2 separate regions of the Mus musculus genome follow, and region 1 is linked to region 2. A link is a contact called in ENCODE Hi-C or POLR2A ChIA-PET data. All regions are on one chromosome and are shown on one strand. Each heading gives the region's core, a stretch centred on a gene start or an enhancer-like site at or near the end of the contact. The rest is flanking DNA. Distances are from core to core; before and after follow the strand shown.

Region 1 (4,302 bases), core at 86-2,585, 44 kb before region 2:
ACTGGGGAAACAGGCAGCACAGAAAGATGGGTAGGTTCCAGAAGGATTTATTCTGTAGGCAGTGCACCGGTTTAAAAGCCCTCCTAAGGCATCTGCCAGCTCGGAGTCCAGCAATTTAACCACCTTTTCATCATAGTAATCGCAGTCCCAATTGGGAACGCCCTGCCGAAGGAGAAAGTAGCGAAAGCCATCCACAGTATAGCGATCAAGGCAAGTCCTGGGATCCACCACGTTGCCCAAGCTTTTGGACATTTTTTGGCCACTCACCGTCCAGTGCGAGTGGACATAGATGCGATGTGGTGGCCTCAATCCTGCCCCTAGGAGAAGGGCAGGCCAATAAATAGCATGAAATTTGAGAATGTCCTTACCTATGATATGAGAGGTGGCTGGCCACCAAGACTTGAAATCTGCATCTGGGTAGCCAACTACAGTGAGGTAGTTGACCAGGGCATCCAGCCACACGTAGATGGTCTGCGAGTCGTCCCCGGGAACTGGTATGCCCCAGTGCAGATGGCTACTCCTTCGAGAAACGGACAAGTCGGGCAGCTCCTCCTCCAGCCACTGAAGAACTGCCTGGTGGAACGGTTCCGGTGTGATTGCCTGAGGATTGTTTCCAAGCCACCGCTGGAGTGGTTCTCGAAACTGAGAAAGCTTGAAAATGTAATTTTCTTCCTTCGTCCAGGAGACAGGATGTCCGCTCTCGAGAGACACGGGACAGGGATCCCCGGACGGACCCACCTGCCGAGTAACCTTGGCCTCCGGCAAGAAGCACTCATCCGAGGCACAATACCACCCTTCATAGATCCCTTTGTAAAGCAGACCCCGGGCCTCCAGCACACCCCAGAAATGCTGCACCGCTACTCGGTGCCGAGCCTCCGTGGTGCGGATGAAGTCCGTGGAAGAGATGTCAGCCTCCCGGAAAAGCTGCAAAAACTGGGCAGACACTCGATCGCACAGCTCGATCGGGGCCAAGCCGGCGGTGGCTGCCGCCTGCTGGATCTTCAGGCCGTGCTCATCCGTGCCGGTGGAAAACCGCGTGGACGCAGAGCCGGGAACTCGGAGACGACGGTGGCGGCACAGGGCGTCGGCCAGTAGCGCCGAGTACAGGTGCCCGATGTGCGGCGCGGCGTTCACGTAGAAGATAGGTGTGGTGAAGTAGGCCCGCGCTTCCCCGGCGTCGCCACTAGCGCTCGGCGAGCACGAACCGTAGCGGCGACAGCCGCGGCCGAACCGGGTGCGCGTCAACACCCAGCGAGCACACTGCCGCAGCATGGTGACAGCCGGCCCCAGCACTGGAGGCGGTGTTCCCGAGCACGGGAAAGGGCGCGTGCGCAGCTGGACGGTACCGCCGCTTCCGGCGCGGAAGCCAATGAACGGCAAGCGTTGACTCCTGCGGCCCCGCCCGCAACTCCCCCGCCTCCACCGGTTTCCTGCAGCGCGCAGGGGCGGGTGGCCGGCGGGAGTTTTTGAGTAGTCGGCTAGTGGGTTCCGTGTCAGGGCAGTTGGGGAAAGAAGAGCGTATCCCGGGTGTTGTGCAGTTTTACTCTTTGAGATCTGTTCTGGATCTGAACTGAACTGATCGGTTCTGGACTGAACTTGTTGGCAAGATTTTTATATTGAGGTATTTTCCAAACTCATTAACTGTCAAAGCAGGGCACAAATCCGGCCTCTTGGTATCCTCTAGTCAACATAGAAAAACCATTTAAGGTTTGTCTCAGAATCTAAATAAATCTGAAAGAAAGGAAAATAATTTCACAAAGCGCTTTAAGGAACGATAAGCACTGGCAGAAAAGGAAATGACGTGTCTGAACATGTTGCTGAGCCTTAAGGATTGATTTGAGAACTCATCCAGGGACTGGAGTGCGGAGTCACAGGTGTGCAGATAAGGAAACATTAACTTTCAGCTTTATTGTACAAAACAAGTCACAATTTTCTCCTCTAATAGTCTTGAAATTCTTCCAAGACTGAGCTTTGAGAATGAAATCCTAATTTTTAGCAGGAGAGAATTTTAAAATCCCAAATTTTTATTATTAATCCTTGGCTCACTGCATATTTTCTCATCCACAACTGGCCTCCCCACCCCCATTTAATTTAAACAGTGTATATATGCACATACTAAAATGAGATTGGAACACCTATAAACCCTCACCCAACCTAAGTACTGTTAGTGATTCTCAAAGAATGGTCCCCAAAGCAGCATGAGACACACCAGGAACTTAGACATCTGAGGCCCATTCCCTACCTGCTGAGGCAGAAACTGGGATCTCAGACCAGCAATCTAAGCTTTACTTAGCTCACCAATGGACTGTGGTGCACATTAGTGTTTAAGTTAGAGATGAGCTGCAGTTGAGATCTGTGCGCTGTGTCCTTCCCTCTCTTCCAAGAGTAATAGTGCCCTGAGGGTTTGGTTTTTGTTTTTGGTTTGTTTGGGTTTTTTTTTGTTTTGTTGAGTTTTTTGTTTGTTTGTTTGTGTTTTATTTTTTTGGGTTTTTTTTGGGGTTTTTTTTTGTTTTGAGACAGGGTTTCTCTGTCTAGCCCTGGCTGTCCTGAAACTCACTGTGTAGACCAGGTTGGCCTTGAACTCAGAAATCTGCCTGCCTCTGCATCCCAGGTGCTGGGATTAAAGGCGTGCACCATCCACTGTGTTGCCTACTTGAACCGGGTACACCTGGAGAGAGAGAGAGAGAGAGAGAGAGAGAGAGAGAGAGAGAGAGAGAGAGAGAGAGAGAGAGAGAGGAGAGAGAGGAGAGAGAGAGAGAGGAGAGAGAGGAGAGAGAGGAGAGAGAGGAGAGAGAGGAGAGAGAGGAGAGAGAGGAGAGAGGAGAGAGAGAGAGGAGAGAGGAGAGAGAGAGAGAGAGAGAGAGAGAGAATGGAGCCAAGACAAAGGTCCTGATCAAGGCCCACGAGTTTATTAAGAGACCGTGCTTATAAGGGGGAAGGCCCATCGCCCCCCCACCCCCCCCACCCACCCCCGCCAGGCTTCTTGATGTATTGTTGCCAAGTTGTTAGCACTAGTCTGCCGGCTCCACACTTGGTGCCTGGAGCCATTTCGTCAGCACTCGGTGGCCAGGCTGGCCGCTTATTCCGGAAATTCTCAGGAAAACGGGTTCAGCTTCTCAGCAGGTAGCAGAAGAGCAGGGCAGTTGTCACTTCGAAAGAAGCCAGCCAGGTCGGACAGCTGCACCACAGGTGGCCCCACCTCAGTGGCAGACTAGTCTGTACCAGCCCGCTTCAGGCTGGGGGAAGCTACACCACTGCACAGCCTGCCCTGAGGTTTTACTTACACATTCACGTTCCTGTATAGCACCAATGCATTTGAGTAACACTGCCTATATTTAATTACCATTTTAAAAGACAGCGGGGCACGTAGTCTCTATCTTACCTTTCTAATTCAACATTTTCTTCCTAAGATTCAACCATATTGTTCATTCCTTTTGACTTCTGCATGGTGTGTAAAGACTTGTGGTGAGTTGGATATGCTTTTTGGGATGATTTAGAAGATAGACTGATGGCGTTCTCTACAGGAACTACAGAAGGTGAAACAAACGTCCACGGCGTAGTCAGTCTGTGTGTTCTAGTTGATCTGCAAATTTGCAAAAGGCAAGTAGAAAGTAGATAAAACTAAAAGTAGAGGGTTGTCTGCTCACTAGCATTCATGGTCCTGGAAGGTACTCTGCACTGACTAGAGGATAAAGCTAAACACCAAGCCAGTTACAAACCTTTCCTTATGCAATGATGGCCTCTCTGCATGATATGCTGGTACAACAATGCCACACAAGATGTGGGAGTAACCAACCACTGTCTGGTTGGATTTAGGGACCACTCCATGAAATAAAGCCAGTCCCTGACACTTCTCAGTTGGCCAAGAACCTGAGACTAGACAGGCATGGACCCAGGAGCAAACCAAACACTACTGTTCTGCTAGAAGGACAATAACAATAAAATGACGCCTAACAACATTCTGCTGTATGCATAGATCAGTGTCTCACTGAGCCAGCATCAGAAAAGTGTCCTCCTACAGATGAGAGCTTGTATAGATAGCCATGAGTGAACAGTGTGCAGAGGATGAGAGGCTGTGGAACACTCAGTCCTAAATGGGACATCTTCATCAAACCTCAGGGCTCAGGAAACGATGCTGAAGAGAAAGAAAGAAAGAAAAAGATGGTGAGAGGTAGTGAAGATGAGAGACACCAAGAAAACAGCACCTTCCAGACAGGATCAATGCATATATGAACTCACAGAGACAGAGGCAGCTAACCCGGGGCTCTACAAGTAGGGGCCTGATGGGTCCCAGTGCTAAGA
Region 2 (4,329 bases), core at 1,584-4,083:
GACATTCCATTCTTGCTCACATTATTTAGCTTTGTTTCTGCTGTGGTAGTTCCATGTGTGTGTTTAATTTTAATTCAGTGAACTATAAACCTGTCTTTACCTATGGAGAAAAAGCAAATCTTAAAACAGAAGGACTCAACCAAAATACTTTTGTTTAAGTGAGTCTTCTCTATAGAGATTTTTATTTATGTTTCTGTGTCTGTGCGTGTGCACACATGCCCACTCATGTCTGTATATGTGCAAGTCCACATGGAATCCAAACGAGGGTATAGGATTCCCTGAAGCTCAAGCTACAGGCAATTGTGAGCTACCCAGTGTGGGTTCTGGGAACCGAACTCCATCCTCTGGAAGCAGCAAGCACACTTAACTGCTGAGCCATCTCTCCAGCCCGTCTTAATGTTTCAGAACAGCATTTCATGTATCCTAGGCTGGCCTGCAGCGTGTTGTGTGGCTGAGGATAACCTGAAGCTCCATAGCCTCCTGGCTCGGCTTCATAAATCCTGGGATTACACGTGGGAGCCGCTTTGCTCAGCCTCTGTCACTGATGCTGGGACATGCATCATGTAACCTGGGGCTACACACATGAGGAATGGCTTCCAGTCGACAAGATTTTCTCCCAGCTTGCCACCACGACCCTTGGAAGCAGCTGTAATGTACATATGACTCCTCTGAATGTATCCTTTCCCCACAGGGGACCAGTTACCTAAATCTTTGGAAGGCTTTTTTATCTACGAAGAAGAAGGATCTGGAGTCCCAGGTTCTAACAGGAGAGGAAACGACGCCATTGTGGTGGAGCAGTGGACAGTCATTGAGGTGAGCTGCAGATTCCAACAGTCTGCTTTCCTTTTGTGTGTGAGTTGATGAAAGCCCCCCATGGCCAGGCGCATGCTCAGACACAGATGGTCCACTCTCACAGAACCCTCAACAAAGAACCGACAGACTTCCTCCATATGCTGTACCCATGTTTTCAAACATTTCAGCAAAATAGCAAAAGTAACTGTCGGCACCTAGACAAAAGTAGGTTCCCCAAGTCTGCGAGTCTAGCCCTAGACAAGATCCCCTGGCTCAGAAATCCTCACTACAAAATGCCTTGGCAACTGGAAAATGCCTTGGCAACTGACTGGAAAGAGTAGTGTAGCCACTCATCCAGCCTTTCACCGCTGAGCAACCAGGATGGCAGGCTTGGTTTTAACCTTATGAATTGTTTTGTTTTGTTTTGTTTTGTTTTGAGTAAAAACATCCAAAGGTTTTTCTCTTACATACCAGGCCAGATGTGTACACACAGCACTGTCATAGTCAGAGGTGTTGCTGCGGCTGGGGTTGCGCATTTACAAATTCAGATGTCATCAACTACTGCCCTTGAAGTAGACAGATCCCTTTGGACCTCTGTTGAATGTACAAGGTCCTTACAGAGAACGTCTTTCAAGGAAACATTTTGACTTTCTGGCCTTACAAAGACCATAAAGGACAGAAGTCATTTTCAGAGAAATTGTAAAGCCCACGGAGGGAGCTGGGGAAGGTGGGTGGTGAGTAAAGCTGCGAGAGAAAACCTTCGCCAGCGCAGCGGAGCAAGAAGAGCGGCCACTCGGCCAGCCTGGCAGCTTCCCTCCCACCCCCAGCCTCCCATCCCAGGCCCAAGGCCACTGCTGAACCTACTTAGTAAGCCTCGTGGATCGGACGCCCTAGGGAGCTTTTAAAATGCAGATCCCCAGCTCCGCTCACTTTAGAATCTGAGAACCGTGGCTTTCCCAGGACCAAAGAAAGGCCAATGGCCACTGTCCACTCACTTGGTTTTAAGAAGGCAACAGTTGCAGAAAGTGACATTTTGGGGGCCCCATGGGCTCCATGACACTGTTCCACTGGACACAGGCCCCCCCCCACACACACACACACTACAACACTCATCAGCCCCTCATCCTCGCTACTGTGTGGCCAGCTGTCTTTGCTATTAGACTGTAAGCTCTTTTGCTTATTCACACAGGGCTGTGAAATTAAAACAGATTACGGCCCCCTGCTGCACACCCTGGCTGAGTTTGGATGGCTTCTGACAAGCGTGTTGCCTACCCCGATATTGAGACATGACAGGTAATGCCCGTGCATCCACCTGCACAGCTCATTCTACAACCTGCTCATTTGTGAGTAAATTAACCAATGCTGACTTAAGCCTACGAGAAATGCTTCTAGTGTGGTTTCATGGGATTTGGAGGTCAGCAGGTCCAGAGGGTGGGTCCCTGTCATTGGTATTGTCCCAAGGGCCTCAAATACACAGACATTTGAGAAATCTGCAGGGGCTTCTGAAAAACAAGAGTTCTCTGTCTGAGCCCTGGGTCTACACACACCGGTCGACACACCCCTCCTCAACAGCCTGTGTGTCTGTGCCTTCAAATCACTTTCTGGTTGTTCTGCTTGTGTTTGAGTCAAGGTCTCTCTCTCTCTCTCTCTCTCTCTCTCTCTCTCTCTCTCTCTCTCTGTAGCTCTGGCTATCCTGGAACTTACTTTGTAGAGCAGGCTGGCCTTGAACTCACAGCTATCCACCTGCCTCTGTGTCCTGAATGCTGGGATTAAAAGTGTCTGCCACCCCCATGTCCATTTTCTCCATCTCTTTGATGTTCTCCTAGGTGCACTTGGCCTGATACAGCTAGGCACAGACCTTCCGAAGTGTGGAAACCCTGAGTCTCTCCTTCCTCTTCCCCTGAGGAAAAGTATACTCCTTCCTTGCCATTCATTTGGGGATCCCAGCTGGGCTCACTTCTAAGTATTTCCCACAGTGCTCTGAATGAATGGGCAGGACATCTGGCAGCCAGCCCACTTCTGCTGAGCTCCAGTGGTATTTCCTGTATCCGGTCAGGACCAGTTTAGGAATGACAGGACTAAGCCTAAGGCTGGAACTAAAATATATTGTGATCCCAAGGATACCTTGAAGTGGGAGTAGGCTGAAACATGAAGCCAGACTCTGGCATTTTGTGCCCAAACTGCATGAGATCCTACCCTGCAACCAGTGCTCTGAAGACTCCCTCCAAACGCTGTATGAGGAGTAGCTATAAGGTTGCTCTAAGACAAAGAGAGGGAGAACGGTGCCAAAACTTTACCATCATACAGATTTCTCCTGCACCCAGATCCTATGGGCACTATGGAACCATGGAAGTGTTCCTCCTACCGTCTGAGAGGACTTATCTTTATATGCTATCAGAATGGCAAGGGGCTCATGGCTCACTAAATATGCATTGGGATGGCCCAGTGGTTATGAGTCCTGCTACTCTTCCAGAGGGCCCAGGTTTGAATCCTAGTTTCCATATGGTGGCTCAGTTTCAGAGGATCTGACGCCCTCTTCTGGCCTCCCCAGGTACTGCATTCATGCAGTATATTTACCTTGCAGACAAAACACCCGTACACAAAAAATAATTTTTAAATCTTTAACTTGCTAAGGGATTTTAAAGGTAAGTTTTAGGACAGTGTTAGAGAATAATACTGTGTGTATCCCAAGTGTATAGGTGTCAAATGTGTCTAGCAACCCTTGGACCAGCTTCACAGTGGTTCTAAAATATATTCAGTTCTGGAGACTATATGCTAGGGAAAGGGGGAGGGGGCTTCTTTGCTTCTATCCAGTTTCTTATTATTTAATGTTTTATAATAAACTGACACTCTCCAGAGTGTCAAAGAAAAAGTCTATCTACCAGTGAAAAACATCTGTGGCGTGCGTCTGATGCTGAAGTCATTTACAAGAGAGAGAGTCGTGTTTACATTTCATGTGGTGCAAACACATAGCCAGGAGCTTGCATTCTGGCTGGGGCCAGCCAAGCTCATGAATTCAGTAATTTAATACAGTAATTAAGCAACGAGGAACTTTAGTCCATAGGTTCCAAGGAAGTATTAAAGAAAAAAGATATTATGACTATAAAAATTAAGCTTGATGCTCTAGTCCTGAGGAGATCAAAGAGCAGCTTCACTGTTCAGTAAATCCTTTCCCAGGAGTCTGCTGCTGCGGCTGCTGCTGGGCAGAAGAGAGTAGGAAACGTTCCCGAGCAGCAGCCGCCCTGTGCGGGAAGGCAGACAATAGCTCCTCTCAGATGCCGGGAGCTTTGGATAACTTGTTTATTTTGTTCCTTGGGTCCTTCTGAGTTGTCACTGTGACAGGACGCCCAGGAAGGTGACTTAAAGGACAGACTTGCTCTGACTCCTCATCACTGCTCTGGTGTGAAGGCAGAAAGAACACTGCTCACCAGCAAGCCACGCCCTCCTTCCTCCAGCTATGCCCCTCCTCCCTGAGAACCCATTCAGCCATGAACTTATAAGTTGAGGGAGTTAGAACCCATAAGATCCAGTCAGTCT

Evidence for each region. A loop is a pair of places that touch in the nucleus more often than their neighbours do. ChIA-PET counts read pairs that join two places held with the same protein, here RNA polymerase II (POLR2A).
Region 1: a loop to region 2 is called in a map of heart, with 4 times the contacts of the local background. The contact joins the promoter of Mars2 here to the enhancer-like site in region 2. A Hi-C loop is called at or near these places in 11 of 37 maps with a recorded cell type or tissue (adrenal gland, heart, left cerebral cortex and 2 more). POLR2A ChIA-PET finds 5 or more read pairs at or near these places in 4 of 5 experiments (Patski and embryonic stem cell).

The regions. Positions count from the first base shown.
Region 1 is chr1:55,234,210-55,238,511 of GRCm38, reverse strand. Mars2 (methionine-tRNA synthetase 2 (mitochondrial)) reads right to left here and starts at 1,335. Exons shown (of 1, transcript NM_175439.3): 1 at 1-1,335. The coding sequence starts at 1,272. It overlaps Gm10561 (predicted gene 10561), which reads right to left. Exons shown (of 4, transcript NR_166489.1): 3 at 3,383-3,583; 4 at 2,888-3,149.
Region 2 is chr1:55,192,000-55,196,328 of GRCm38, reverse strand. It overlaps Rftn2 (raftlin family member 2), which reads left to right. Exons shown (of 9, transcript NM_028713.1): 6 at 692-813; 7 at 1,982-2,085. Among named protein-coding and RNA genes, the nearest start is that of Gm51743, 7.8 kb to the left of the region's middle. Within about 2 kb of position 2,833, at least 1 of the 3 ENCODE cell types and tissues checked has a DNase peak (open chromatin) inside an H3K27ac peak, as active enhancers do; it is heart, where a contact is called at or near this core.